Linked DNA regions of Mus musculus: region 2 is linked to region 1. A link is a loop called in an ENCODE intact Hi-C map of the cell type or tissue named here. Cell type or tissue: heart. All regions are shown on one strand. Each heading gives the region's core, and the rest is flanking DNA. Links, peaks and the distances in the headings are about the cores only. Region 1 has its middle 160 kb from the start of 4930548K13Rik. Region 2 has its middle 97 kb from the start of Manea.

Evidence for each region. Peaks named below come from ENCODE experiments on the same cell type or tissue, not always from the same donor. Only the 100,000 strongest peaks of a DNase experiment are listed, where the experiment ranks them.
Region 2: a loop joins it to region 1, with 13 times the contacts of the local background. A loop is called at or near these places in 11 of 42 quality-filtered maps.

The regions. Positions count from the first base shown.
Region 1 is chr4:26,535,770-26,552,228 of GRCm38, reverse strand. No RefSeq gene overlaps it. Among named protein-coding and RNA genes, the nearest start is that of 4930548K13Rik, 160 kb to the left of the region's middle. In heart, for the core only: a CTCF peak has its summit at 8,153 (motif pointing right); no DNase peak of the experiment used is centred there.
Region 2 is chr4:26,241,659-26,258,117 of GRCm38, reverse strand. No RefSeq gene overlaps it. Among named protein-coding and RNA genes, the nearest start is that of Manea, 97 kb to the left of the region's middle. In heart, for the core only: no CTCF peak of the experiment used is centred there; no DNase peak of the experiment used is centred there.

The DNA of each region.
Region 1 (16,459 bases), core at 5,745-9,744:
TACAGCAGGCCAGTAGTCATCATCAAACTAAATGGAGAGAAACTTGAAGTAAACCCACTAAAATCAAGGACTAGTCAAGGTTGCTCATATTCTCCCTTCCTATTCAAAATAGTACTTAAAATCCTAGCCAAAGCAATTAGACTACAAAAGAAGATCAAGGGGATACAAATTGGAAAGGAAGAAGTCAAAATATCACTATTTACAGATGACATGAGAGTATATATAAGTGACCCTAAAAATTCCACCAGAGAACTCCTAAACCTGATAAACAGCTCAGCGCAGTAGCTGGATATAAAATTAACTACTTGGATGCTACCATGTTCCCTCCTTGATGATAATGGACAGAAACTCTGAACCTGCATGCCAGTCCAATTAAATGCTGTCCTTAAAAGGGTTCCTTTGGTCATGGAGTCTGTTCAAAGCAGTAAAATTCTAACTAAGACTGAAATTGGTACTGGAAGTTGTGTATTGCTGTGATAGGCCTGACCATTTTTTTGTTTGGAAGAATGTGGAGTCTGGTACTTTGTGGATTGGGAAAGCAGTAGACTACTTTAAGTGAGACATAGTGGGACATTCTAGTAGGACTATGGAAGACTTTGTTGCTGAGGGTAAGTTGAATTGTAGAAGCCTGGCTCTAGAGATTTCAGAGAAGACTTTTAGTATGTGGCCAAGAGACTGTTTTGTGACATTTTGGTGAAGAATGTGGTTGTATTTTGCCATTGTCTGAAGAGTCTAACTTAGGCTAATGTAAAGATATTTATATTAATTACATTGACAAAGAAGTATCAGAAAAAGTCAGCATAGATGGTTCTCTGGTTAAGTCTCATGGAAAGAATTTTGAAGAAGAGTAGCAAGCTTAGGAAGGAAAAATATAAAGGGACACCAGGATGTGACAAGGAATTAAATCCTATGTTCAAGGATGTTGAATTGAATTAGATGAGTAGGATCCCACCTACTTAAATTTAGGTCTAGGCATGGTGGTACACACCTTTAATACCAGGAGACAGCCGTTCATATCTCTGAGTTCAAGGTCAAACTACAGAGTAAGTGCCAGGACAGTCAAGTTTAGGAAATGATAGGATAAGAAAACAGAAAGTTGACAATAGAATTGTGGGAGGGCATGTTCAAGGCCCTGTGGCAAGCAGCAGACCTTGGCAACTTGTATGTGGCTCCAGCTTTAGAGTCCAGAATAGAAGGGGCTACTGGGACAATTGATGACAGTTATCTGGAACTAAGAAATTAGTGGTGATTAAGAACAGACCAGCATCACTGAGGTGAAATCTTCTGGGAAGTGATTTCTGGGAGCACAAAGAAGCTGTGTTCCAGAGATAGCCAAGATTGTACATCAGACTTGGCATTGTGAAAGAGCCTATGAGAAGCTATTGGTGAAGCCTAGTTGCATCAAAAGACCCCAGTATATTGGAGATGCCAGTACAGTAGGATGATCATCAAGAATAGCAGCAGAAGTGGAATGAATCAACCTAAGCTTAGAGTGCTAGAGAGGGCAGAGCTGGAGAAGTGATGCCAGTTCTATAGAGGAGAGCACAGAAGATCATATGTGGATCCCAGACACTAAAACAAGAAGCTGCAACGCTGGGCTGAAGAGATGGCTCAGCCATTAAAGGTTAGACTCACGACCAAAAGTATAAGAAGCTACAACATTAAAGGTGCTTTGGAGACCCCAAGATTTTTGAGGTATCAGAAAAATAAGATATTTCCTAAGAAATGCTGCTAACAGCAAGTGGAACAAGCCCAGGAAATGAAGTTTGTTGTAATCAACAAAGATGAAAAAGGAGTTGGAGATCTAAAAGATGCTTTGACATCAGATATAGAGATGCAGAGTTTGGAGTTTGCCCACCCACTTAGTTTCCTGTCTCGATTCAGGGATTACAGTTAAGTGGTTGGATGTATTTCAGAAGAGACTTTGAACTTTGGACCTTTAACATTGTTGATACTGCTATAGACTACGTGGACATTGAAAGTTGGACTAAATGTACATTTTTATGATGCTATGTTTAGATATGGCTCCCATAGACTCATGTGTTTGAACAAGCCAATGGGAGCCAGAAATTGGAAAGTTATGGTTTGAATATACTTAGTACAGGGAGTGGCACTATTTCAAGGTGTGAACTTGTTGGGGTAGGTGTGTCACTGTGAGCATCGACTTTCAGACTCATCCTAACTGCCTGGAAGTCAGTCTTCCACTAGCAGTCTTCAGATGAAGATGTAGAACTCTCAGCTCTGCCTGTACCACACCTGCTTGGATGCTGCAATGTTCCCCCTTTGATGATAATGGACTGAACCTTGGTCATCGTGTCTGTTCACAGCAGTAAACTTTAACTAAAACATCTTTCTGAGACCTCTTCTGGTTCCCAATATTGTTGTAGATGAAGAAAAAGACCTGACTTCCCTACTCCTGAGAAATCCTTTCAAATACTTAACTGCCTCTCTTGTTCAAATACAGCTCTGCTGTCACATGTTAGTCCATTAAAAACATAGTCCCTTATGTTCTAGATAATTTCACCTGTCATCTAGCTAATGGGCCATCCAGTTCATCATTTTTCTTGTCATGATGTGAGTTCTTTCATGACTAAAAATAGCAGAACAGGTGGTTTCTTTGCATCAATTAACTTCTCTGTCTCACCACTTCTCAGAAAGCTTTCAAGTTATTTAAGATCAGTTTGATACCTGCAGTGATCAACAAAATTATTTGGCATACATATTCCTCCAAAATTTCATAAAACTAGTCCTCATCACCATGTCAATGGAGGGATCTGTGCCCACTTCCAGGAACAGTGTTGCTTCTACACCAACAGATCAAAACAGGTTTTAGATGGGATCAAAAAGGCTTAGAGACCAGGCACAGAAATTTCACTAAAAATCCTTTACTGTCCATGAGCAATTGTAGCTCTCCAATCCTCCTCCTCCCCCTATCTACTCATTTCTTCCTCATTATCATTTTGCTCATATCTTTATCTTGTCCTTAAAACTTTTTACAGAAATCCTTTCTGGATTGAATCACTGCAATCACTTTGTCCACATAATAAACACTAAAAATAATGATTTTTCTTAAACTCACTCCTAGGCTCAAGAACTTCATAATGATCCCCCCTTCTCCAGCAGTAAGTTTCCAGAAAAGATGATGGGACAAAACTCTCCTTTGACTATGAAGGATCTGAAATAAAAAGATGTTCCCTCAAAAGTTCTAAGTCCAGATAATAGAACCAAGAATACAAGAAATCTGTCCCCCATCAAGTTCTGGAAAAGACTCTAATGCTCACCACATGCTCTGAAATATGAAGTCTGTAAAATGGGTAAACTGTCTTATCTCTTTCCCTGGAGTTTTAAAAAGCTGTCTGTCCAGGAAAGCATTTTTCTACATCTCTGAAGCCATGCCCTTCCCACTCCCTATTCTCAACTACAAAACTGCTCAGAGACTTGTGGAGTGCCACCACTCCACCCAATAAAGCCTGCTGTCACCCTTGAGATCAACTGAATCTCATTCTATTATTGCCTGCTACCTTTTAAACTTTCCTATATTTACTTACTTCATATAACAATAACTTCAATAAATAAATAATAAATAAAGTGCATTACCTAGGAAGAAACTTAGTCAAAGTATGAATGAAAGACTACACCACTGACTTTACTGAGGCACCAAGGAAAGAAATTAAGGAAGACTCTAGAAGATAGAATGTTTCTCAGGCTTGTGGATAAGAAAAACAAATATTGTAAAAACAGCAATTTCACTGAAATCAGTCTACAAAGTTACAAGTATAATCACATCCAAATCAAAAATGCATTCTTCACATAATCATACTTACAAATCCTAAAAATATAACAAAAAAAAACACAAGACTTTGTAAAGCTAAAGCAATCAGCAGACAGCATCATTGGCAGTATGTCCAATTATATTACAATGGCATATTAAGAACATAGTGTGGATCCGTACAAGACAGATCTGTAAACAAAAACAAAAAGTAGAAGTAAGAGCCTAAATTAATCCTTGACAGTGATAATCACTTAATTTTTGAGAATGAGTTAAAGGAACTTTGGAGAAAATGCATGCCAGGAAAGGAATGAAAACCAGGCTTGAGAAGTGTAGGACAGAGAAACAGCCAACACATAAAAGCACCCCCACTGCCACTGCATCTAGCATGACAAAAGTGGAATATGAATATAGAGTTTAGTAACTCAGAAATATTGGAGGGGAGTGTGTTATCCGCATGGAGGTTTGGGAGTGCCCCAACCATTGAGCTGTTTAAGGCATATTAAAATAAATGGCTCTGTGTGTGTGTGTGTGTGTGTGTGTGTGTGTGTCTTTCATTCAGGAAGCAAGAACACTGGGGCATGTAGCAAAGAACATGCGATGTGCACAGCAGCAGCCACCAGTCACTGCTGCCTCCAGGACAATTTGAGTGTGCAGTTGGGAACTGCTATATTCTGGTACCATGCAAACTACCTCTCAATCCTACCGACTAGCATTCAGGGTTTTCATTTGTCTTTTCAAAAGGACTTTTGTGTTCTTTTCTCTTTCACATATATCCTCCTTTATCCTGCCCTTTAATCATACTCCCAAATTAATCGTTCAAGTCTACTTTCCTCTTCAATAGTATTATAACACCATATTTAATTTCCTCTACCTTTGAAAATAGTCCATGTCCTGGTCCCTTACCAGCTACCCAACCTCTGCGGTTATTTTAATTGAAACACATATATGAAATATAAAACTGTTTTTCCAAATTCTGTAAGAAGTGTGTTAGAATTATGGTGAGGATTGCAAAGAATCCATAAATTGTTTTGGGTAGAATGACCATTTTGCAATATTTATCCTGTTTTTCCGTAATCATGGGTGATCTTTTCACCTTCTGATGTCTTCTTTAAGTTTTCACCTTAAAGTCTTAGAGTTTTACAGTTATCACAAGGTATATTTTAGACTCTTGTAAAAGGTAATATCTTCCTGATTTTTTTTCAGTATATTTGTCCCTTGTATATAGGGAAGATGTTGAATTCTGTGGGTGTTTTTTTTGTATCCTGCTATTTGATGATGGTATTTATAAGCTGGAGAAGCTTTCTGATGTAGTGTTTAATGTATAAAATCATATCATCTACAAATAATAAACTTTTATCTTCCACTATATATAAAAACTCAGTTCAGAATAGATCAAAGATTTTTTTAATTGATTATTTTACTTATTTACCTTCTAGACATTGCACCTGTCCCAGTCCTCCCTGGCAGTTTCTCACCCCAATCCCCCCTCCCCTTTTCCTTTGAGAGGGTGCTCGCCCATGCCCCAGGTGCCCTTCCCTGGTGCCTCAAATCTCTACATTAGAAACATCCTCTCCAACTGAGGCCAGGCAAGGCAGTCCTCTTCTACATATGTACAAGAGCATCACACCAACCTGTATATGCTCTTTGTTTGGTGGTTCAGCCTCTGGGAGCTCCTAGGGGTCCGGATTAGTTCACACTATTGGTCTTCCTTTGGGGTTGCATCCTCTTCAGCTACTTCAATCCTTCCCTTTACTCTTCCATAGAGGTCTCCACTCCAATGGTTGGCTGTAAGTATCTGATTATTTCTCAGAGAGCAGCTGGTAGGGCCTCTCAGAATAGCCATGCTAGGCTCCTGTTTATAATCACAACATGACATCAGTAATAGTGTCAAGGTTTGGTGACCACACATGGGATGGATTTCAAGTAGGGCTGGTCACTGAACAACTTTTCCTCCAGTCTCTGCTCCATTTTTTGTCTCTGCATTCCTTTTTGATAAGAAAAATTTTGAGTCAGAAATTTTGCTGGTGGATTGGTAACCTCATCACTCAAATTGGGACCCTGTCTCTCTACTGGAGGTGGTCTAGTCAGGTTCTCTTTCTTCACCATTGGGCATTTATGATAAGGTCATCCCCATGGAATACTGGGAGTCTCTAAGTGGAAATCAATCTGGCAATTCCTCAGAAAATTGGAAATAGTTCTATCTGAAGACCCAGCTATACCACTCCTGGGCATATACCCAAAAGAAGCTCCATACCGAAAGCATACCACCAGGACACCAGCTCCACTATGTTCATAATAGCTGTATTCACAATCGCCAGAAGCTGGAAACAACCCAAATGTCTCTCAACTGAAAGAATGGATACAGAAAGTGTGGTTCATTTACACAATGAAATACTCTTCAGCTATTAAAAATGAAAGCATTATAAATTTTGCAAGCAAATGGATAGAACTAGAAAATATCATCCTGAGGAGGTAACCCAGATACAAAAGGACATGCATGCTAATTACTCACTGATAAGTGGATATTAACCAAAAAGTAGAGACTACCTAGGATACAACCCACACACCATTAAGATTAATTAGAAGGAAGACCCAAGTGAGAATCCCACTTAGGAGGGGGAACAAAATAATCATGTGAGGCAGAAGCAGGGACAAACTTGTGGAAGAGGAGAGCAGGAGGGGAAAATTGGGGCGGGATTGTGTATGGGGTGGGAAACAGGAGAGAAGTCCAGAGAGCTAAGAGAATGAATGGAAATATTCAGTTTCTGGGGGTGAGGCACGGGGGGCGGGGGGCTTTGGATCAAAGATTTTTAAACAAAAGACATGAAAATTTTAGAACTTAACATACTTCAAATTATAGGTGTAGGCATGCTTTATTTGCTTTGCTTTGTTTTGTTTTTGTTTTGATTTGTTTTCAAAACCAGAAATAATTCCAATGACTCATGAATGGGATTGCATGAAATTTAGAAACTTCTGCACAGCAAAGGAGGAAAGACTCAGCAGATGAAGACAACCTATTGCTGTATGATCGGCTTTTCTGAATTGCAACATTTTCTGCAAGAAGAATAGAGCATCTGTTCATAAGAAGAAACCCAGATTCTTGAGTGTCCCTACCAACAGAATCAAAAGCAGTAAATAGTAGCTTGTAGTGGATGGAGACTCTGAGCAGTTGAATTACAGAAATCTTTTCTGACTGGGGTGCAGTCTGCAAGCAGAGTAGAAAATTCCAAGGTTACAATGTTTAGAGGTTCTCATCCTTGTTAAAAAGGTAAATATTGGGTAAATATTTAATAACAGACATAATTATTGTAAGATTACTATTCCTTTCAATATATTTTGTGTATATGATTAAGAAAAATACTTAAAAGTTTGTAAAAATCCCATTCATATAGTTTTTTCAAATATACTGAGCCCATACAGTGTAAGACAATAAAAATATCATAAATTCTCACAATTTCATCTTACTTTTTAAACATCATTGGATGAGATGGTTTTTTCAAACACTTTTGAAATTACCTTATGAATTAAAATTTAAATTTAAGTTCAAATTCACCTCCTCTTCATAGAAAATAACACTGTTAATATAAGTTGAACAAAATAAACTAAAATCAAAATTATTGTATTCATTTATTTTAAAATGTGTATTATTTTATTTGTTACAGCACAGTTGACTTTAAACTTGCAATTATTCTGTTGGTAGGATAGGAGCAAGCCACCACACTCAGGCTAAAGTGACACTTTCTAATTATTTATGTCCACTCATAAAATTATCTCCATGTTATATTTCATCATTTTGGAAGCAATTTAAAATATCAAACCTGCTGGTTTATGAAAAAATAAAACATAAAATAGACTTAATCAAGTTAACATGTTTGGGTTTTTTTGTTTGTTTGTTTTGTTTTTTGTTTTTTTTTTTTCGAGACAGAGTTTCTCTGTATAGCCCTGGCTGTCCTGGAACTCACTTTGTAGACCAGGCTGTCCTCGAACTCAGAAATCCGCCTGCCTCTGCCTCCCAAGTGCTGGGATTAAAGGCGTGAGCCACCACACCCGGCTAAGTTAACATGTTTGAAATGAATTTGACCTAACTTAGGCCAGAGTAGATAATCACCTTTCAATAATCAATCTCTATATTAGTAGAGTGTACTAACAAATGATACAAGAAGTGAAACCTAGCATTTTCAGTTTGAGGATTAATAAATATTCCAGGTTTACTAATAAAAAAGTTAATGTTATTTATAGTGGAGATATTTTTGGATATATTTCAGAGTAGTATGTGTGCTTTATTCTAATATTTAGAATAATTAGAAATTTTTCTCTTTAATTTACAATTTTTGAGTAAATTGAAAATAACATTGCGTTCCTTGTATTTACCAAAATCTAGAAACCACTAGAGGGCAGTCATTCCCTTGTAATGAAAGAAGAGTCACTTCCAAGTTCATTGTAATAGCACAGGCTCAAAATACTTACAGTGAATAGTTTCAAATGCTTGATGGTACACATCTAGCCCCAGCATAACTTACACTTTTTTTTTTTTAAAGAGAAATAAGAAATAAGATAGACTCAAGTATAAAATTAGTTAACCTATAAAAACATGTACACAAATGGCATGATACATATAAAATATATTACTTAATTTCCTCTAGTTGAAGAACTTGCCAAATTAGAATTATTTTCAGACATAAATTATGTACGATCAAACATTCTCATAAAATTATGTTTGGTACAGTTTGGTTGTGGCTATTTAAATGTAAATTAATCACTAATTTAATTTGTTTCTTATTAAGTGTGATTGCAAGGTAAAACATAGACATATTCCAGAACTCTGAAACATTCGGAGCATGGGCAGTGTCACTCTCTATAGTACAAAAATTAAAAAAAGAAATCTATGAACAGAAGAGACTTGGGAAACAGAAAATGATGCTCCACTCTTGGCTTTCTGAATGAAGAGGAAGTAGCAGAACCCCACCAAACACTGAAACATATTCCTAAAGATTCTAGAGGGAAACACTCCACTGGCATTTCCTTTGCTGCCTCCTAAGAGCTACTGTGGACTCCTAATCTTCAAATCTAACTTTCAATTATATCCAGCCCCTAGAAATAGAGGTAATTTGTTGCAGTAGGAGTCAGCAAGGAGTACACAATGCTAAACCAGATGCACAGGAACTTGTGTACTTATTCTAATTCTACTGAGAGTTTTTGGCATTCTAATGACTCTCCACAAACCCTATAGGTTTTGAAGAAGTAAGTTTTGTTTTCTGTGGTTTAAAATGTTGTATATAATAAGATGTGTGGAATACATGCAAATCAACACACTACCCATTTATAGAAAAGTATATGAGGAAGAAAAGGAGGGAAGAGCAGCAAACAGAACAATTAGCATTTTAAGCAGGCAGCACAAACTTTTGCAAAATGCTTTTTAAGAATATCTTCCTACATATATATATTTTTTTTTCAAAAAATTACGATGTCATGATGTATGTTTAAAAATAATCTGAAAAACATGAGTATGCGAATCCAACAATTGTGAAAGTTATAACTTTAAAAATCCTACAACCGAGGATAGAACCAAACATGACTAGGAAAAAATCAAACAAACAAACAAACAAACAAACAAACAAAACCCAAGAACAAGCTAAGTCAATGAAATGACTCCCAATGAGATTCTACTACACCCATAGATCACTCATATAATAGTTATCAGAGAGACTTTGTCCAGCAACTAACTGGAGCAGATACAGAAACCAACAGCTAATCATTGGCAGAATTCCAGGAACCCACCCCATGGAACGTGAGGAGGAAGCATTGTAGGTGCCAGAAGGGTCAAAGGTACCAGAAGAACACAACCCACAGAATCAACTAAGATGGGCTCACAGGGGCTGATAAAGACTAAAGCCTACATTGGACTGTGTTTTGTCCTCTGCATATATATTTTGGTTGTGTAGCTTGGTCTTCTTAAGGGACTCCTACCAGTGGTAATGTTTCTGACTCTTTTGCCTGTTCTTGCAAACTTTTCCTCCTACTGGATTGCCTCATGCAGACTTGATTTCAGGGTTTGTGCATAGTCTTACTGTAACTTGCTATGCCATGTTCTGTTGAAACCCTGGGAGGCCTTCTCCTTCCTGAAAAGAAACAGAAGAGTAGATCTGGGGAAAGGGGAGGGGAGGCAATGGGAAGTTAAAGGAAGCAAAATTGCTGTCAGGATGTAATGCATTAGAGAAAAATCAGTACATGTTCAAAAACACTAATAATAAAAATGAATTTAAGAATATGACATTATACAATAAAGCTAAAGCCTTTCATAGAGAGTCACAATATTTGATCAAATTTATGAGTAGGAAACTTACGTGAAGTCCTGTGTTTAACGAGAATGTGGTTGCTGAGGATGCCTTACTTCCATCAAAAAGAATGTAGGTGCAATGCAGTAACAGGAACAGAATATGTTATCCACCATGCCTTGAATTGCTATGTAAATAATAATCAGAGTACTTGAAAAATTATAATTAAATCTTATTTTAATAACCTTACTATGTATGTTAAAAATAACAGTGTATCCAGCTTATTTTTTATTTTATTTTTCAGAAATGTTGTATTCTTAAATGTGTAAGCCATAATATGATAAAACTTACACACCAACTCTGAATTTTAGAGATAACAGAAATACAGTCTTTCAATAGTCTCATTTGTTTATGGAATCAGTTCAGTTCCATATGATCTCTGAGGAGATAATGTGTAAAAATTAGATAATTAATCACGCTATCATGATTCCGAAATAAAGAGAAATGTTGAACTTTGCAGTTTGTATGTACAGGAATTTTAATCTAGCAACATTGCTGTTCTGGCAGCAGCTGACATTCAAAGACCTTCTACATCTATGTAGTCCTGCTGAAATGTAGACACACCCTGGATTACAGTATGATCTGTCTGGAATATTGACATGCCCTGAGTACATGCTTTTAATTACAAACTATTTAGGTTTTACTAAAAGGAGGCAGTCGTTTTTGAAAGGAATGTATTGTTAGAGGCCCCTTCAGACTGAAGTTCACATGAGGTTAGTCAGTGCAGTGGAGTTTTCTTCATTCATGAGTTTGTGTAGTTAAATGCAGGGCTGCAAAGACAGAATGAGCCAGACAATGAGAATGAGCCAGAAGATTATAGCCAATTGCCAGAATTAATTTGAGACTGAGATGATCAATTAAGTGAGAAGTTGGTAGAAGCCAGAATAAATCAGTCATCTTGGAGAGTAGTGTTTGAGCTAGGCTGAGTTGAACCAGGCAGCCAGAGATCAGAAGGAACTAAAAGGGCTGAGTTTATTCATTAGTAAGCCTGAGATGACAATTTAGTCAGGTGAATAAAAGATACTTTTAAATTTGTCAGAACATCAATCCTAAGTATGAGGGAAGAAACTTAAGTATCTTTGTTATTCATTGAAATCATGTGGACCTTCAAGTGGAGTGAGTACATATCATAGATGCATATTGCATAGAAGTATAATGCACTTTGTAGAATATAAGCAATGTGAATACATTGGCTTTCAGGAGGTGAGTGAGAACTCTAATGCGCATTATGAACTTTTGGAAGGATGTGAATTAAATCAATGTGAGGCTAGGGTGAGCGCCTAGTATTCTTAAGCTGGCATATCTATTTTCCTCTGTCATGCAAATATCTGAGCAGGTTCTTGGTCCTGTGTGCTGCCAAATTTTTAAGTATTCAATTTAAAGGAGATATGTTATTGGACTTTCCAGACTTTATAACAAAAACACTCAAGTTCTATAATAAATCATATATATAATTTATATCTATACACATGCATAATATATACATACACAACACACATCATATTGGTCTCTTTTTAAAAATAACACTAACTAATATATCATTACTCTAAGAGATACATAATTAAAATGTTTCAGTGGGATCTAAAAATAATAACGTTTTAAAAATTCTATGAGGTCAACATTCTCTGGTACTAAAATCAGAGAACAGAGCAACAAAAATAATTGGTTAATAATTTTGACAATGTACATATAAAAATATTCAACAAAATTGTAAAGTGAATCCAATGGACTATTATAAATATTGTTCAATATCAAGTGGTATTTATCTCAAGTTGCAAAGGTGGCCTGACATGGAAATCATTAAACATAATAGAACCTATCAACCAAATAAGTGATTAAAACCACAGAATAGAAACTTTTTAAATAGGCTTTAAGCTAATGTTTCACTCGACAGGGAAAAGTTAAATATCTTATTTCTCTAGCATTCTGTATGTAAGACTGCATTGATGTTACTTTCATCTAATAAAATGAACTACTAGAAGTCATTGAGAAAGCAGTCAGGAAATGAAAAAGAAGTAAACATCTGCCATCAAAGCTCTTTAATAGTTAATGAAGATATTATAAAGAACATCTATAAAATCGAAAAATCTTCAACTCATAGATTAAAATAAATATCCATCCCACTGAAAATTATGCATAGAATAAACACAGTCCCTATCAAATTGTAATCCTATTATTTAAATAAAAAACATATAAGTAGCTGGGCAGTGGTGTCGCATGCCTTTAATCCCAGAACTTAGGAGGCAGAGGCAGGAGGACTTCTGAGTTTGACGCCAGCCTGGTCTATAGAGTGAGTTCCAGGACAACCAGGAAACAAACAAACAATAAAACAAACAAAAAGAAGTATATAAGCATATATTTTATGTAAAAACACAAACTTTATAACTGTTCAAACTCATCTTGAGTAAGAACAACACAGCAGGACTCATATTTCCTGACTCAAAAGTATAGTTAAAAACTATAGTAACTAAAACACACTAGTGACATCAATGAAGATATATAGACCAATATACCATGATACACAATCAAGAGACTGAAAATAAACTCTTAATTAAGGTCAAATTGTTTTTGACAAAGGTACTTTTAATATTAATAAGGGAAAACCAATCTTTTTTGGTAAAGGATGTTGGCAAATCAAACAAAAGCAAAAGGAAGAAACTAGTTCTTTGGCCTCAATCAGTTACTCAAAAAGTCAACTAATAATACATGACATTTGTAAATAGATCTGAAGATGTAAAACTAAAATTTTGATGATAAACAGCTCAAAATCAGGATTTCATTGTTATAGATCAATTTTCTATAAATGTTCCAAAACCAGAAATGATCTTTCTTACTATGAATATGTCTCTTGAAATGTTACAATTATACTTAGAATTCCATAATAAAATGTTACAAGTTTGATGACATAAATCCCAAAAGTTATTTTCTTTGATTCCAGGATGCCAATTTGTGTAAGGTAAAGTGCTTGGAGGCCTCCAGTTAGGCTACTGCCAGCACCTTGTGGACTTTGATGTCCTTGGTAGATTTTCACTTTGCCAATTCATTTTGTGAAGAGAAAGGAAGGCTTATATTACCTTTTACTCCATTTATAATGTTGCTATTTTAATAGAGCTTCATGCTTACTCTCTTAATTACCTCATTAAATCACTATATCCATAGGCAATAGCATTGCAAATTTGGAGTACAGTAACTAAATTTGAAAGGTGTACAATTCAAGTCCACAATAGTGTCATTGGTTTAACAATGCTGCTTGTTTTTGTACAAGAGCTACCAGGTTAAAAAAAGGGGGGGAGGGGAGAAAAAGAAGAAGAAGGAAAAACCCCACAGTCTTCTAGAGCTCTGATCTATTTTCAGTGGCTTAAACATACATAGCTTGGAAAGGAAATGAAACTACTTTATAGAGAGAATACATTCTAGAATGTAGAATTTTAACATGAAATTATTTACACTTTTGGTTTTGAAGGAGAGATTTAGGATTTCATTAATTCTTGACAAAGTACTATTGTGGTAATAATAGAGGATTGCATTTTGAGCAAATCTCTATATGATGCAGAGTTGATACCTAGAGAAATATATCAAACTAACTCATCGTGGAGCATGCATGAAAATTTTTTGTTTAATCTTTCTATTCTAACCTTTCACTGCTTACACAGAGTTTATTGTATCATAACTGTTCACTTTTTGTTATCTATGTTTTGTTTTAATCTCTAAACTCATCTTGCATCCTTACCGGCCATCATACTCTCAGACTATTACATCATATTTTGCCCTCCTACTGGTGTCACAAAAGTAAGCTATAAATTTCCCATTTATTTTTTTATTACGTATTTTCCTCAATTACATTTCCAATGCTATCCCAAAAGTCCCCCCACACCTCCCCACCCCACTCCCCTACCCACCCATTCCCATTTTTTGGCCCTGGCGTTCCCCTGTACTGGGGCATATAAAGTTTGCCTGTCCAATGGCATCTTCCATCTTGAGTATAGATGCAATGTGATAAGCTGTCTCAAACTCCTCCTGCCGGGACTTCCCTGCAACAATGAACTGTATCCTGGAAATGTGAGCCATAATAAATCCTTTCTCCATTAAAATTGAAGCACCTAAGAAAAAAAAATGTAACATAGGAGTTGTAGATCTCTGCATTGAACACTCTCTTACATTTTATCAATCATGTTATTGTTTTCTGGAAATGAAGATCATTCCAAAAATCAAAACTGTTCAAAATATAGACAACCAGCTATAGGATGCTCAGAATCAACTGATACCGCTATAACATTACTCTTACAGCTAAAGCTAAGGGAATATCAAAGAAGATGGAGAAGAAAGAGCATAAGGACCAGAAGATACAGATGTCTGTTGTGATATAGTAGCTTGCATTTTTTATTAGATATTTTCGTTATTTACATTTAAATTTATATTTTAAATTTTATCCCCATTCCTGATCTCCTCTCTGAAAACCCCTCTCCCCTCTACCATCACCCTGCTTACCAACCCGCCCACTCCCACTTCTTGTCCCTGGCATTGCCCTATACTGGGGCAGAGAACCTTCACAGGACCAAGGTCCACTCCTATCATTGATGACTGACTAGGCCATCCTCTGCTACATATGCAGCTAGAGCCATGAGTCCCACCATGTGTTTTCTTTGATTTGTGGTTTAGACCCAGGGAGCTCTAGGGGTACTAATTAGGTCATATTCTAGTTCCTCCTATGGGGCTGTAAACCCCTTCAGCTCCTTGAGTACTTTCTCAGGCTCCTTCATTGGGGATCTGGGCTAAGTCCAATGGATGGCTATTAGCATCCACTTCTGTATTTGTCAGGCACTGGAAGAACCTCTCCGGAGACAGCTATATCAGGCTCCTGTCATGAAAACTAGCCCCACAAAATCAAAACAAAAGATTGCCTATACTATACCCGAGCAATAACAATATCAGTGGTGGTGGTGGGGATCTTACTGAAAGTTACAGGCAATCAGCCACTACTGAGAGAGAAAATACAAGTTTTATCCAGGGACAAAATTCCTGATAGGTTATCAAATTTCAAATAACAAGATTTAAACATAGACACATATGAATAGCACTAAAGAGCCCAGGTATAGTATAAATGCTCTAGCAAGGCCCATTGTCCTTTCTTTGTGCTGCCTGGCAATCTCAGCTACTTCTCAAGCACCATATCTGCCTACATACCAGCCATGATGATAATGGATTAAACCTCTGAAACTATAAGCCAGCCCAAATTAAATATTTTTCTTTATAGGAGTTTTTGTGGTCATGGTGCCTTTTCACAACAATAAAAGTTTGACTAAGACAAATTCCTACCTTGACATCTACACAATGATATACCATCATTTGTAATTGAAAACATTCCCATCCTTCCTTAACTTTCTATTTTCTACAGTATTTTAAACCAGAAACACAAATGAAACTAGGAAAACTATCATACCTAAAGTTGTAGCTTCTTCTAATCCACTGAGGGTGTAAGTCCACAACAGAAAAAAAGAAAAAAACAAAAACAAAACTCAGCATTTTCATTTTGGCTATCTGCTATATCTGAAGCACTGATTTCTGGCCTTGGAATTGGACATATATTAGTTCATCAACTTCTTGGGATTTCAAACTCAATGTTAAATTGTATCAGAGCTTTATTGACATTTCTAGCTTATAGTTGAAAGTATTCAAGGTTTTTAGCATCGTAGTCATACAAATATTTCACCTAATTTCTTACCACTTTTCTCTATAAATTTCTCTTCCAATTTCTCTGTAATTTTAATTCTCTCACTCTCCATTCTTCCACTCCTTTTTTTTTATTTGGAGATCCATGACCACAGTCATGGAATCACGGTCCAAGAATCGTCCACTTCATGTAATCATCAAGAAGGAAGGTAGATGCAAGGGAAGGGAGATGGGGTTGGGTGGGTGAAGGGAGTGGGAAGTAGAGGGTGAAGGATTTATCTGTTTGAATACTTGGCTATAGGGAGAGGCACTACTAGGAGGTATGACCTTACTGGAAGAAGTGTGTCACTGTGTGGGTGGACTTTGAGACTTACTATTCTCAACCTCTACCTTGGGGAGACAATAGTCACCTTCTGGCTGCCTTCAGATCAAGATATAGAATTCTCAGCTCCTCCAACACTAAGTCAGCTTGCTGGATGCCATGCTTCCCACCATGATAATAATGGATTACACTCTGATATTGTAAGTAAGCCCCAGTGAAACATTTGCTTTTACAAAAGTTGCCTTAGACATGGTGTCTCTTCACAGCAATATAACCTTAACTAAAGTACTTTTTAATTTAACACCATAAATAGCAGCTTATATAAATAGTTCAGTGTTCATTTTTCTTATTTTACTGTAG
Region 2 (16,459 bases), core at 4,765-8,764, 290 kb after region 1:
GGTTAGGCTTCTGGTTAAATGAGGGGTTGTCTACATTAGGTTAGCCTGTGGTTATGTATGAAGAGGTTTGTGTTAATTATAAGGTAAATAATGTGTGAACACTCAGGCCATTGTCGATGGCACCACTCCCTATTCAGTGCATCATGAACTGTATAAGAGTAGAATAGAGAAGAGTATAAGTGAGCAAGCGAGAAAATATTCATCCATTTCCCTATGCTTTTGACTGTGGATGTGATGCCTCGCCATTTGAAGTTTCTGCCTTGAGTGTTTGTAACCTATGTCTTAGTTAGGGATTTGCTGCTGTGAACAGACACCAGGACCAAGGCAACTCTCATGAGGACAACATTTAATTGGGACAGGCTTACAGGTTCAGAGGTTAAGTCCATTATCATCAAGCGGGGAGCATAACAGCATCCAGAAAGGCCTGGAGGAGAAGAGTGTCGCCCGCATGGTTAGGAAGAGGGTCTCATTGCCCACCGCCACAGTGATACACTTCTTTCAACAAGGCCACTCCTACTCCAATAAGGCCACACCTCCTAATAAAGCCATTTCCCTGGACCAAACATATTCAAACCACCACAACCTGGGATTGTAATATGAAGTAAAATTTCTTTTCTAAGTTTCTTTTTTGTCAGGCTATTTTTATCAAAGCCACAGAGATGGGACTGCAACAGTGGCAAAGCTCTTAATGAATACCAAACTCTACTGTTTTCCATCTGTACCTCCAAAGCACATCTCAGCTCCTGCCCTTGTTTTCTGTGCTACCATTGCTGGTGTTTTTAAATTTTTTCTGTGTGTGTATTGTTTTTTTTTTAATATTTTATTTATTTACATTTCAAATGTCAGCCCCTTTCCTAGTTTCCCCTCTAAAAATCCCCTATTCCCCCACCCCCTATTCCCCAACCCACCCACCCACTCCAATTCCTGGTCCTGGCATTCCCCTTTTCTGGGGCATAGAGCTTTCACAGGACCAAGGGCCTCTTCTCCCATTGATGACAGACTAGGTCATCCTCTGCTACATATATAGCTAGAGCCACAAGTTCCACTATGTGTTTTCTTTGATTGGTGATATAGTTCAAAGGAGCTCTGGGGTACTGGTTAGTTAATATTGATGTTCCTTCTATGGGGCCCTGAGTCCCGTTCAGCTCCCTGAGTATTTCTCTGGCTCCTTCAGTGGGGACCTTGTGCTCCATCCAATGGATGACTGTGAGCATCCACTTCTATATTTGCCAGGCACTGGCAGAGCCTCTCAGGAGACAGCTATATCAGGCTCCTGTCAGCAGGCTCTTGTTGGCATATGCAATATGTCTGGGTTTGGTGGTTGTTTATGGGGTTGATCCCCAAGTGGGGCAGTCTCTGGATGGTCCTTCCTTCAGGGTCTGCTCTGAACTTTGTCTCTGTATCTCCTCCCATAGGTATTTTGTTCCTTATTCTAAGAAGGAACAAAGTATCCACACTTTGGTCTTCCTTCTTGAGTTTCATGTGATTTGCAAATTGTATCTTGGTTATTCTAAGTTTCTGGGCTAATATCCTCATATCAGTGAGTGCATATCATTATTGTTCTTTTGTGATTGGGTTACCTCACGCAGGATGATATCCTCCATATATATCCATTTGCCTAAGAATTTCATAAATTCATTGTTTTTAATAGCTGAGTAGTACTTTGTTGTGTAAATGTACCACATTTTCTGTATCCATTCTTCTGTTGAGGAACATCTGGATTTTTTTCCAGCTTCTGGCTATTATAAATAAGGCTGCTATGAACATAGTGGAGCATGTGTCCTTATTACAAGTTGGAATATCAAGTCCTGTTTTCCACTGGAAACCACTCTCTAATCAAATGCAATGCTGATGTATTTGTTTCCAGATAATTCAGGGGTTAAAGCTAGGAGCATCTTGTGTGGCTGTGCTATTCATAGTATTTGTAGGTTCCAATGACTGTCCTTGGCCCCCATGTAGTGAGTACACTGGGGCAGGCAGACTTTGCAGGTCATTGTTTAGATCCGCTAACCATGGTGGATCCAGATACTTATAGGGCCTGCTGCCAAAGGCAGCCAGTGATTCGAGAAGTTACTCAGCAGAATTATTTTCTGAGGGAACAAAGCTTAATTTACTGAGGCTGGCACTCTCTGTGGCTAGTGGAAAAACGATGAACTCTTTCAATTCCTTGAGCCTGGTGAGAAAGAGAAGAGAGAAAATTTACACATGACCCCCCACACACACCCACACACACACAACACAGGCACACACAGTTGATGAATGGGAGAAACAATGTTCCAGTCACAGCATATTTTATTCTTTCTTCCATACCTTATATATCCCAGCAAAAGCTTTCAAGCAGTTTACAATTGCAATGTGATTAAGTTTCAGTTTTCTTCTAGTGAGTGATTGTGAAAAAACAGTGTGTTTTCCAACAGCTTCATAAGAAATAGCATTACATATTTCAGGTAAAGAAAACAAGTTATTCTTTAAAAACCCATATACATTCATAATCAAGCAACTTGCTATAGATTAACCAAGTATAAACAAAGGAGGTAGTTGTTTTTTCAACCAGTTTCTCTTATTGGCAGGCAGCAAAAAAAAAAAATATTTCATTATTTATCTTTAAAAGGAATTTTGTATGAATCTTAAAAGAATCACAAATCTAAACATTTATGTGAAAATCAGTCCTATCTACCTAAAATCCTCAAAAATGCATATCTACTCATAAGCAATTCTTATTAAATCATATCAGGAAACTGAGGGCAAAAATGGGTATAATAAATCAATTATCATCAGTTCAGGTTCACTGAGAGTCACATCAACCAGTGCTGCCATTGGTCTTGTTCCCTGACTTTAAAGGTTCCCTAGCTTAACTAATAAGAGTGTGCCTTTTTGAACTTCATATGGTTCTCTACTTTTTTTTGTTTGTTTGTTTTTTTGTTTTTGTTTTTTGTTTTTGTTTTTGTTTTTTAACATCAGAGCCAGTGGTAAAAACATCTCAACCTAGCTTCACTAACAACTTTATTTTTCCAAATGTCTTCTAAAGGTGAGAGTTACTGTCGACAATCTACATCTCTACGTTCTTATCTAGGATGTTGATAGATCATTAATCTGCTCCAGCAGCAATGCCTGACAGAGGTCTACCATTAATACTGTGAATGCCAGAGATACTGCCCAGTGAGGGACTTGAAGCCTCCTTAAAGTTTTTATATGATACTTAGGTTAAGAAGGGTGTGAGGGCAGCAAGCTGAGCAAAACTCCATAACAGCAAAAAGTCCGCAGAACACAAAGTCCTCAGGGCCATGCCACACCTGGGCCTACCTATGTGGCTGTGGTAACCAGTGGGCTACATTCCATGAATTCTAAAGGCATTTGTTATTCCTCCTGCATGGCCCTCAGCCTGTAGTGAGCACCAGCGTTATTTAGAGGTCCTGTTCAGAGAGTAATTTTCTCATGAATCTGTGAATGTATAATTGTGTGTTCTGTTTTATTCTCCTTGTCTCTATTTCTTTTTCTTTCTTTCCTTTCCTTTTGTAAGATGCTGCGCTATGGTGTAAGGTGGCTGAGAAATTACTATGAAGCCCAAGCTAATCTTGAGCTGCCCGTATCAGCATAAAGACTTATTTTCAGAGAATTTTACTCAGATGACGCTGAGATTCTTGGCTTTACAACATGAAAGGATTTCTGGACTGATATGAGGAGGAAATGGAGCTTACTTAGAAATTATTTAATGACTATTTAAGCACAAATAATAAGAAGAGAAAAGAATTTAGGAAAAGAATAGTATATGCCTTATTGTGTAATTGTGCATATTTGTCTTAAGCAGGAGCCATAATTAAAAAAAAAATTGTGGTTTCTGAAATTGAGTAACATTCAGGCTGAGAACTTAAAACCATGCATCCCAGGAGTTGCACAACTGAGTTCAGAAATGGTTTTATTATAAGAAAAGTTAATGTTTTCATTATGTTGGTCCAACAGCTCATGCTATTTCAGTTTTAGTTTTAATCTAATTTTTCATTTTATTTTTCTCACGAAATTCTGCATATTTTGTAAGGTTTTCTATGCCTTTGAAATCTTACAAGATCCTGGTCTGTAAATAAATATCTAGCAAGGAAATTCATATACAATATATATTCAGAAGATGTGCTCATGAGTTCCCTGAAGTCTATAGACGTTTTGATGTATTTTGTTTGTTTGTTTGTCTGTTTGTTTGTTTTTCTTTATATCTGCTATGAATTACTTTGGATATTGGAAGCAGTAAAATATGCAGTGAGCAAGCTAATGCATAACTTTAGAAAACTTTGGATTATTATTAATGATTAGTAGAAAAGAAACCACCAAAGTCTCTTTCTTTTAGGCCCTGCTTAGTCAAAGGAAATGATTTAAATTGCTACATTTCAATGTATGAAATCTACTGTTTTGTTCTAAGGATACCAAAACTGATTTAATGTTAGAGCATACTGACTTTGAAAATTGAACATTTTAATTAATATCTGATAGAGTAGATTATGGGCATTAATTGTTTTATTATTTTTTATTTAATTCACAGGAAAGCCATTTTTGATCATGTGTGTCCATAGGTATGTACACATGTGTGTATGCATGCTCATATATGTGTTAGTGCACATATGTGTTCAAGTGCTTCCCTTATAGTCACTGTCTAAGTTCTCTGCAAGTAAAAAAAAATCATCTTTATGCAAGTCTTTTCTCCTTGTTTAGTAACCTAGGCTATAGATCCAGGCAGGGAGCTAAAAAAAAAAAATGATACTCCTCAGTTTATTTCCTACCTCAAATGGGAAAACATGGCACATGGAAGCCAGAGGACATCCTCAGGCATTGTTTCTCAGCTACTGACCATCTTGTATTTTTTTTAGATGGGATCTCTCATTTGTTCCTGCATCTCAGTGATTAGTCTATTATAGCTTGCTAGTGACAAACAGGGTAATAAGATAATCTACCTGTCTTTCATTCTATCAAAGGATTTAAAGGCGTCACAACTGGGATACAGCTGACACCTAGGTTTTTGTAAAAAACAGTTTTCTATCTTCCATTGTGTTGGTCATTTTTAGGTATTATTCCAAATTGGCAAAGGCAAGATTTAAATAGTTCTCACTTTTGGGCTAACTTTTCTATACTGTTATGGGATATCTTTTCTTGAGTCTCTACTAAATGTTTCAATGTCTAATTAGAAACTTCTTCTTTTTTTTTTCCAGGCATCTGAAATTCAGATGATTTTTATTCCCTGTGTAAGCCATGGGAATAGTGTGACAAGTACTTGAGGAATATAGCTGTCTTAGTTGTTCTCCCTCAACTGATTAAGACAGTCCCATCTTTTCTAACAGCTCTGTAGCCAGAGGACTTCTACCTCTTGTGCTTATAATCATTACTCTAAATTATTCCCTAGTTATGTCCAGATATCTTAGCTACCTTTGCTTCCCTTATAGTCACTGTCTAAGTTCTCTGCAAGTAAAAAAAAAAAAATCATCTTTATGTAAGTCTTTTCTCCTTGTTTACTAACCTAGGCTATAGATCCAGGCAGGGAGCTAGAAGAAAAATGATACTTCTCATTTTATTTCTCTACCTCAAATGGGAAAACATTTCTGCTATCATATTACCAAATATCTTACTGCAATAGATTTATGTGTTTTGCCCATATTTCAATATAATTATATAGAAAAAGAAATCTGGTATTAATTTCATTGTGACCAGAAATGATAAAACTTATTTATCCTTGACCCCTAAAAACAACTAATACAAACAACTAATCCCAAATTACAAAGTAATGAAGGCAGTGCCAAAACTCAAAATCAACCACTATCACACAAAGCCATTTAATAATCCATGGTAATCGCATCTTCTCATAAACAGAGACTTGCCTATTTTCACTAGCAAATAAATGCTTTCACATTTCCTTGAATTTTGTTAAAACTTCAGTGTTAGCTATCATTCCCGTAGTAGTAGAGTTCTTTTAGAATAATGTGAAAAGCATTAGTTAGCATTAGCACTAGTATTGAAAGAATACCTAACAATTTACAAACTCATTTTATACATTCATCATCATTTCCTTTGGAGATTTTCACTTTCCATCTATTCTCACTATTACAACTATATTGGATAAAAACAAATATTCAAAAATAAATCAAAGAAGTCCTAATACAAAATTTAATCAAAAATAAATAATAAAAATAGTTGTTAGAAATTGGTCTAGGAGCTCTTGGAGATATAGACTTCTTTTGTAAAGATTTTGACTTATGTTATGAAGGATCCAAAGAAATCATAGGATTTACAAGAAGAAAACTCCAAATATATAGAGGGTCTAATGAAAATGGCCTTGAGAAGAATAGAGTTTGCATATAGGTCATGTTAAATTGTTGTATGATGAAACTTACGTTGTATTCTAAAAGAAAAAAAAGCATTTTTAGTAAAATTGTTTAAAACATCTCTATAACTTTTTTGCATATCTTAGGGTGGTATTTTTAAGAAAAAAATTTCAGCTATTCATCTTTCATGATGACACTCCACAGTTCCATGGTACTGTCATCATGAGAGATGATAAGCTAAGAATGTTTAGAGTATTAGAAAGGATGAGGTTCTGTGAACTCTATGGGTCTTCATTAGGTTTGCATTATTCAGGAAATTCAAACAGGACAAAGAGAAGTCTGGATTGTCTTCACATATTGCTTCCAGCAAGAATCAGAGGAGTGCCTCAGATACCACAGACAAAAGCACCTGTCAAATCTGCTGGACTTTCTAATCTTTGCAGGATGTGCCACTCAAAGTTGGGTTTCTTTAAGAGTACCTCACTGTATTTGCATAAAAACAAATAACCTTTTTTTTTTCTGGTCTAGTCAACTAAACTGGATACAAACTTATACATGTTATATAAACTTCACTGTGTCTTGGAACAAAATATCATTGGCTCAATTAAGGTAGTAGATTATACATTTTAAGTAAAATTATATGAATTTATCAATAAAAAGTTAGAAATAGGAATCAGAGAAAGAACACATTAGTGAGTGCATGGAAAGTTTATTTTTTTTGTTTCTCTTTTTTGTTATTGTTTTTGTATTAAGGATTCAACATAGAGACTCATAGATATAGGCAAATAGTCCAGCATTAAATCATAACCCTAACTCTCTTTAGTTTTCAATTTTGAGGTACAGCCTTGCTAATTCGCCTAGGCTAGCTTTAAGTTCACTGTACAGTTCAGGGAGCTTATCAATTTGGAATCCTAAACTCCTTGATTGTAAGCATCAGATCACCAGGGATTACAACACTTACCACTATCTCCTGATTTTATTCAAAAGAAATGATGCATACAAATTATGCACAAATAAAATCCTTTTTCTGAAATGGTAGGATATGTACACATATGGTAGCGATAATAACACATTTCAGATATTATTGAGTCTTGGCTAAGTTCTGGATACTGTTCTGAGATGTTTATAAATATTATTTAATTTAATTTGAACATTAATACAATAGTAGCTATTGGTGTTGATATTTTCATAAAACAAGAAATGAATTCTAGGCCCAGAAATGTTATGGGGCTTTTTTCTTTTGATACTTTTTTTTTCTCTTTAGATTTTCCAGACATGGTTTGTCTGTGTAGCCCTGGCTGTCCTGGAACTCACTCTGTAGAACAGGCTGGCCTTGACCTCAGAAATCTGCCTTCCTCTGCCTCCCTAGTGCTGGGATTAAAGGCGAGCACCACCACTGCCCAACTTTTTTGATAACTTTTTAGTTATTAAGTGGAGATTTGAAACAACAGGGTATTCTTGCTTTACAAGACAAAATGACCTGAAAAGTCCCTTGTGGATCTCTATTAAAGGAAGAGTTTTTGTAAGCCAGGCTTATTATTATGCTTATAATTGCAACATTTAGAATTTTGAAGGAGGACGTTTTAGGTTCTAGGACATCAAGGACTACACAGTGCATTTCAGACAGCAGGGACTATATACTTTCACAAGCAGGAAAACAAAGCTATCTACTTGGTTTCATAAAGGCACATGGCTGTCAGTGTCAAACTATGATGTCAGAACATTAAACTTAGTCTGTAGTCTTGGATTCCCTCCAGACAAAATGGCAAACTCACTCTTCCTCTCTCTTATTGTTACTGTATATAACCTTTACGGTAATTTGGCTGTCTAGCCCCTTCACCCACTTGAGACTTGTCAGTTCTCATATAGTCTGAGATTAACACTGTTCTTTCATATTTTGGATTTATGGCTGAAATATTTTCTTCTACCTGCATATAAAACATTTCCTCTCTTAATTACAGCTCAGTGTCTGCTTTCCAGAGACAGAATTACACTCATTTTATACATAATGTTATCTGACTGTAAGCATGGTATAAACTCAATTTGCAACTTGGTATGTGTGAATTGTTTTATATACATGTCACCAAGCACAGTGCGGAGAGCAGGGCATCCAGTTTCAGCCCTATTCGAGAAACTGTGTTGTATGTTATTGTTCAACAATAATAAGTGAAGGAAAAGACTTTCTATAATTTGAGAAACACATTAAAAGTAGGGAATGAGACAAAACTCGACCTCAGATTCATGTTCTTACCATTTTAAAAGATTGATTTATGTATTTGTGCATGCATTTACTTCTTAATTTTTTTGCTTCTTAACTGCTTTATTATTTGTTTTATAGAGTGATTTATACAAGTTCCATGAATACCATGCTTCTGTAATGAAATGGCTACTTTTTAATTTTATTTAATTTTGTTTTATTTTATTTATTTATTTATTTATTTATTTTTAATTAATTACTTTATTTATTTATTTATTTATTTAATATAGGGTTTCTCTGTGTAGCCCTGGCTGTCCTGGAGCTAACTCTGTAGACCAGGCTGGCCTCAAACTCAGAAATCCACCTGCCTCTGCCTCCCAAGTGCTGGGATTAAAGGCATGTGCCACCACTGTCTGGTGAAATGGTTACTTTTTAACAAGTAATTTATGACGTGAATAGTGCTTTCTTAACAAGTTGTTCCTTGATTCAGACTTCCAATCTTATTTTACTTTTCAAATATATTTTTACTTTTTATTTATTTTCTCTCATACATTACATCCTGACCACAGTTTCCATTTCTCCATCCCCTCCTAGTTTCTCCAACCACACCACCCTTATCCACTCTTTGTCTGTCTCCCCTCAGAGTAGGGGAGGCCTCCCAAGGAAATCAACCAAACACCACATATCAAGGTTCAATAAGTCTAAGCACCTCTACTCCTATTAAGGCTGGATGAGTCAACCCAGTGGGGGGAAAAAAAGGTTCCAAAAGGAGGCAAAAGGGTCAGAGACAGCCTTTCATTCCCACTGTTAGGAATTTCACAAGAAGACCAAGCTACACAGCTATAACATATATGTAGAGGCCCTAACTCAGTCCTATACAGGCTCCCTGGTTGTTTACAGTCTTTGTAAGCCCGAGGTTCATTGATGCTGTGGGTTTTCCTTTTGCTTTCCTTGATTCCTCTGGCTACTACAATCCTTTGTCCCCCTCTTCTCCAGAATTCCTCCAGCTCTGCTTAATGTTTGGCTGTGCGTCTCTGCATCTGTTTCCATTTATTTATTTATTTATTTGTTTGTTTGTTTGTTTGTTTGTTTGTTTGTTTGTTTGTTTCTTATTTTGCTTTATTTTGCCAATTGCGTTTGGTTATTTTTCTAGGTCTCAGGCCTATCCAGCCTCAGATTCCTGGTCTTCCAGGCAGTGTCGGGATTTGGCTCCCTCTAGTGGCATGGGTCTCAAGCTAGACCAGTCATTGGTTGGCTACTTCCACAATTTCAGCTTGAGATTTAGGCCAGCACATATTGCAAGTAGGATAAATTATAGATCGACAGGTTTTTGTTTTGTTTTGTTGTTTGTTTGCATGTTTGTTTGTTTGTTTTTCTTTTTTGCTGATTTGGCGTCCCAATCCCTCCACTGGAAATCTTTCCTTGGGGATGACATATTCAGGCTCCTTATCCCTCCTTGCTAGGAGTCTTAGGGTTACCCTCACAGATTACTAGGCATTTCCGTTGTATTGGGTTACTAGCTCACCCCTGAGATTCTCACCAATTCCAGGAGTTTCTCCAAGTACTGTCTTCCTGCACGCACGTGCGCGCGCACACACACACACACACACACACACACACACACCTGATCCCAACTTTGCCATTCACAAAATCGATTCTATTTCCCTTCAGGGAGATTGATACTTTCTCCCACCAGCCTTCTTTATTAGTTAGCCTCTTTAGGTCTGTGGATCACAGCATAATTATACTTGTCTGAAAATATCTACATATAAGTGATTGCATACCATTTTGGCTCTTGGGAAATGGTTACCTGAGTCAGGATAATTTTTTCACTTCCATTCAATATCATTTTCATGCTATTATTTTTTTTAACAGTTGAGGAATACTCTATTGTATAAACATAGCAAATTATCTTTATCCATTCTTCAGCTGGGAGACATCTAGGTTGTCTGTAGTTTCTGTATATGGTGAATAAAGGTGCTATAAAAATAGTTGAACAGCAGTCCTTGTGGTAGAATGGAATTGCAAAGCTTTTGTAAGGCAAAACACACTGTCAACCAGATTCTCCCAAGCTCCCAAGAGCTAAACCACCAACCAAAGAGTACACATGGAGGGACCCATGGTTCCAGCCTCATGTGTAGCAGAGGATGGACTTGTTGGGCATCAATGGGAGAAGAGACCCTTGGTCCTGTGAAGGCTTGATGCCCCAGTGTAGGGGCATACCAGGGCAGGGAGGCAGCAGTGGGTGGGTGGGTGGGGGAGCACCCTGATAGAAGCAGGGGGAGGGAGGAGAGGATAGGGGGTTCCGGAGTGGAAACAGGCAAAGGGTGTAACATTTGAAATGTAAATTAAAATATAAAAAAAAAAAAGAATGGCACACCTGGGTCTTGAGGTAGATCATTTCTACATTTTCTGAGGAATCATCATCTTAATTCGTGCAGTGGGGCTACAAGCTTGCACTCGGATCAGCAATAAAAGAGCAATAAAATTCTCCTTGTTTCACATCCTTGCCAGCATGTACCCTCACTTGTGTTTCTTATCTTAGACATTCCGACAAGTATAAGATGGAATCTCAGAGTAATTTTAATTTGAATTTTTCTGATAAATAAGACTGTTGACATTTCTTTAAGTGCTTCTTGTTCCTTTGAGATTTCGCTGTTGAGAATATCTGTTTAGACCTATATACATTTTTTAATTGAATTATTTGCTTTGTTGATAGCTAGTTGATTTTTGTTTGTTTGTTTTTTAGTCTCATATATTTTGGAAATTAGTCCTCTTTCAAATGTGAAGTTGGTAAAAAAAAAAAAAAACCTTTTACCATTCTGTCCACTGCCCTATTGTTCTATTGATGGTGTCCTTTGTTTTCAGTTTTTTGAGGTACCATTTTTTAATTGCTGATCTTAGTTCCTGTGCTATTGGTTTTCTGTTCATGATGTTGTGTCCTGTGCTAATGTGTTCAAGGATATCTCTCACTTTCTATTCTTTTAGTTTTAGCATATATAGTTTTATGTTGATATCTACTTGCTCTTGAGTTTTGTGAAGATAGTTGTTATGGATCTGTTTGCATTCTTCTCCATGCAGACATCTAGTTAGATCAGTATCTTTTATTGAGGATGCTTTTTTATCTCCATGTAGTATTGGCTTCTTTGTCAAAAATCAAGTGTTCATACATGTGTGGGTTATTTCTGGGGTTTCAATTGATAAACCTGTCAGGTTTTATAGCAACACCATACCACATGTTCTTTTTTGAAAATTATTATTACTATCTCTATGAAGTAGAACTTGAAATCAGAGGAGGGACCACCAAAAGGTGTTTTGGGTTTTTGTTGGGGGGGGGGGTTGGTTTTTTTTTTTTTTTTGGTTTTTTTCAAGGCAGGGTTTCTCTGTGTAGCCCTGGCTGTCTTACAAATGCTGGGATTGGGGACTAATATCCAATACATATAAAGAACTCAAGAAGGTGGACTTCAGAAAATCAAATAACCCCATTAAAAATGGGGCTCAGAGCTGAACAAAGAATTCTCACCTGAGGAATACCGAATGGCAGAGAAACACCTGAAAAAATGTTCAACATCCTTAATCATCAGGGAAATGCAAATCAAAACAACCCTGAGATTCCACTTCACTCCAGTCAGAAGGGCTAAGATCAAAAACTCAGGTGACAACTGATGCTGGCGAGGATGTGGAGAAAGGGGAACACTCCTCCATTGTTGGTGGGATTGCAAGCTTGTACAACCACTCTGGAAATCAGTCTGGCAGTTCCTCAGAAAATTGGACATAGTACTACCGGAGGATCCCGCAATACCTCTCCTGGGCATATATCCAGAAGATGTCCCAACCGGTAAGAAGGACACATGCTCCACTATGTTCATAGCAGCTTTGTTTATAATAGTCAGAAGCTGGAAAGAACCCAGATGCCCCTCAACAGAGGAATGGATACAGAAAATGTGGTACATTTACACAATGGAATATTACTCAGCTATTAAAAAAATGAATTTATGAAATTCCTAGGCAAATGGATGGACCTGGAGGGTATCATCCTGAGTGAGGTAACCCAATCACAAAGGAACTCGCACACTATGTACTCACTGATAAGTGGATATTAGCCCAGAAACTTAGGATACCCAAGATATAAGATACAACTTGCCAAACGCATGAAATTCAAGAAGAACGAAGACCAAAATGTGGACACTTTACCCTTTCTTAGAAATGGGAACAAAACACCCATGGAAGGAGTTACAGAGACAAAATTTGGAGCTATGACGAAAGGATGGACCATCTAGTGATTGCCATATGCAGGGATCCATCCCGTAATCAGCTTCCAAATGCTGACACCATTGCATACACTAGCAAGATTTTGCTGAAAGGACCCAGATATAGCTCTCTCTTGTGAGACTATGCCGGGGCCTAGCAAACACAGAAGTGGATTATCACAGTCAGCTATTGGATGGGTCACATGGCCCCCAATGGAGGAGCTAGAGAAATTACCCAAGGAGCTAAAGGGAACTGCAACCCTATAGGTGGAACAACAATATGAACTAACCAGTACCCCGGAGCTCTTATCTCTAGCTGCATATGTATCAAAAGATGGCCTAGTCGGCCATCACTGCAAAGAGAGGCCCATTGGACTTGCAAACTTTATATGCCCTAGTACAGGGGAACGCCAGGGCCAAAAAGGGGGAGTGGGTGGGTAGGGGATTGGGGGGATGGGTATGGGAGACCTTTGGGATAGCATTGAAAATGTAAACAAGGAAAATACCTAATTAAAAAAGAAAAAAAAAAAGGAATTCCACTGTAAAAAAAAAAAAGGTGTGTGCCACCCCAGCCGGGTCAAAGTTCTTTTACTATAGAGGATTGTTTGGGTTATTGTGGATTTTAGTTAGTTTGTTTGTTTTCCATATTAAATTGAGGTTTGTTCTCCCTCCACCTCCTGAATGCTGAGAATAAAGGTGTGTGCCACCACGCCCGGCTGTGTACCCCATTTTTAATAGGGTTATTTGATATTCTACAGTCCAACTTCTTGAGTTAGTTCTTCATACATATTGGATATTAGTCCCCTATTTGATTTAGGATAGGTAAAGATTTTTTCCCAAATTGTTGGTGGCCTTTTTGTCTTATTGATAGTGTCTTTTGCCTTACAAGAAGCTTTGCCATTTTATGAGGTCCCATTGGTTGATTCTCGATCTTACAGCACAAGCCATTGCTGTCCTGTTCAGGAATTTTCTCCCTGATCCCATATCTTTGAGGCTTTTCCCCACTTTCACCTCTATAAGTTTCATATCTCTGGTTTTATGTGGAGTTCCTTGATCCATGTAGCTTTGACCTTAGTGCAAGGAGATAAGACTGGATCAATTTGCATTCTTCAACATGATAACTACCAGTTGTGCCAGCATTATTTGTTGAAAATGCTGTCTTTTATACTGGATGATTTTAGGTCACTTGTCAAAGATCAAGTGACCATAGGTGTGTGGGTTCATTTCTGGGTCTTCAATTCTATTCCATTGGTCTACTTGTCTGTCTCTATACCAGTACCATGCAGTTTTTATCACAATTGCTCTGTAGTAAAGCTTTAGGTCAGGCATGGTGATTCAACCAGAGGTTCTTTTATCCTTGAGAAGAGTTTTTGCTATCCTAGGTTTTTTGTTATTCCAGATGAATTTGCATATTGCCCTTTCTAATTCGTTGAAGAATTGAGTTGGAATTTTGATGGGAATTGCATTGAATTTGTAGATTGCTTTCCACAAGATAGCCATTTTTACTATATTGAACCTGCCAATCCATGAGCATGGGAGATCTTTCCATCTACTGAGGTCTTTTTGATTTCTTTCTTTAGAGACTTGAAGTACTTGTCATACAGATCTTTCACTTCCTTAGTTAGAGTCACACTCAGGCATTTTATATTATTTGTGATTACTGTGAAGGGTGTTCTTTACCTAATTTCTTTCTCAGCCTGTTATCCTTTGTGTACAGAAAGGCCATTGATTTGATTGAGTTAATTTTATATCCAGCTACTTCACTGAAGCTGTTTATCAGGTTTAGGAGTTCTCTGGTGGAATTTTTAGGATCACTTATATATACTACCATATCATCTGCAAATAGTGATATTTTGAATTCTTCCTTTCCAATGTGTATCCCCATGACCTCTTTTTGTTGTCTAATTTCTCTGGCTAGGACTTCAAGTTCTATATTGAATTGGTAGGGAGAAAATGGGCAGCCTTGACTAGTCCCTGATTTTAGTGGGATTGCTTCCAGCTTCTGACCATTTACTTTGATGTTGGCTACTGGTTTGCTGTATATTGCTTTTATTAGGTTTAGGTATGTGCCTTGAATATCTGATCTCTATAATATTTTTATCATGAATGGGTGTTGGATTTTTTTTAAAATGCTTTCTCAGAATCTAACAAGATGATCATGTGGTTTTTGTCTCAGTTTGTTTATATAGTGGATTACATTGACGGATTTCCATATATTAAACCATCCCAGCATCCCTGTGATGAAGCCTACTGGATCATGATGGTGGATAGTTTTGATGTGTTCTTGGATTTGATTTGTGAGAATTTTATTGAGTATTTTTGCATCGATATTCATAAGGGAAATTGGTCTGAAGTTCTCTTTCTTTGTTGGGTTTTTATGTGGTTTAGGTATCAGAGTAATTGTTGCTTCATAGAATGAATTGGGTAGAGTATTTTCTGCTTCTATTTTGTGGAATAGTTTGAAGAGAACTGGAATTAGGTCTTCTTTGAATGTCTGATAGAACTCTGCACTAAACCCATCTGGTTGTGGCCTTTTTTTGGTTGGCAGACTATTAATAACTGCTTCTATTTCTTTAGGACATATGACTGTTTAGGTCATTAATCTGAATCTGATTTGACTTTGGTACTGAGTATCTGTCTAGAAATTTGTCCATTTCATACATATTTTCCAGTTTTGTTGAGTATAACCTTTTGTAGTAGGATCTAATGGTGTTTTGGATTTTCTCAAGTTTTGTTGTTATGTCTCCCTTTTCATTTCTGATTTTGTTAATTAGGATAATGTCCCTGTGCCCTCTAGTGAGTCTATCTTGTTGATTTTCTAAAAGAACCAGCTCCTCTTTGAATAATTCTTTTTTTTGAATAGTAATTTTGCTAATTAGGATAATGTCCCTGTGCCCTCTAGTGAGTCTATCTAGTTGATTTCAGCCCTGAGATTGATTATTTTCTGCTGTCTACTCCTCTTGGGTGAATTTCCTTCCTTTAGTTCTAGAGGTTCTAGGTGTGCTGTCAGGCTGCTAATGTATGCTATCTCTAATTTATTTTTGGAGGCACTCAGAGCTATGACCTTTCCTCTTAGGAATTCTTTCATTGTGTCCTATAAGTTTGGGTATGTTGTGGCTTCATTTTCATTAAACTCTAAAACGTCTTTAATTTCTTGCCAGGACACTCTGGTGGAGTCAGCTTGTGAGGCAGAAATGCCAAAAAGCTGCTCATGAGAAATGAATTTCTAGGACTTTCCTCCTGGATGTCTGGCGAAAGTCAGCTCTCCAGTTTGGGTCAGTTTGACAGGCAAAAAGCCTGGAAGCTGTTTCACGAGGATAAGAGTTCCATGGAAATTTCCCTCCCGGAGTTATGGCATTTTTTCCCTAACCCATAATAATCAAATTTCCACCACATTAGTCTAGTGTATAGATTCATGTGCACTCTATTAAGCATTACCTTATAGTAAATGCCTTTTAAGATTATATTCTTACATAGCTAAAGCCTTTTCCCAGTGTTCTTAGATTCCAGATAGCAGCAAGGAGTTTAACCTATTCAGTAACTAATTAAGCACTACCATAAAACAATAAAGCACTAGCCATTAATTCAGTTGCCTGCAAAAAGAGTCTGGAATTCTCACTGAGAAATTCATATTACAGACTACATCCCATGCCAAGAGCAAATTAATATACTATACTGATAAATGAGAATCCTTCAGACTATATAATTTA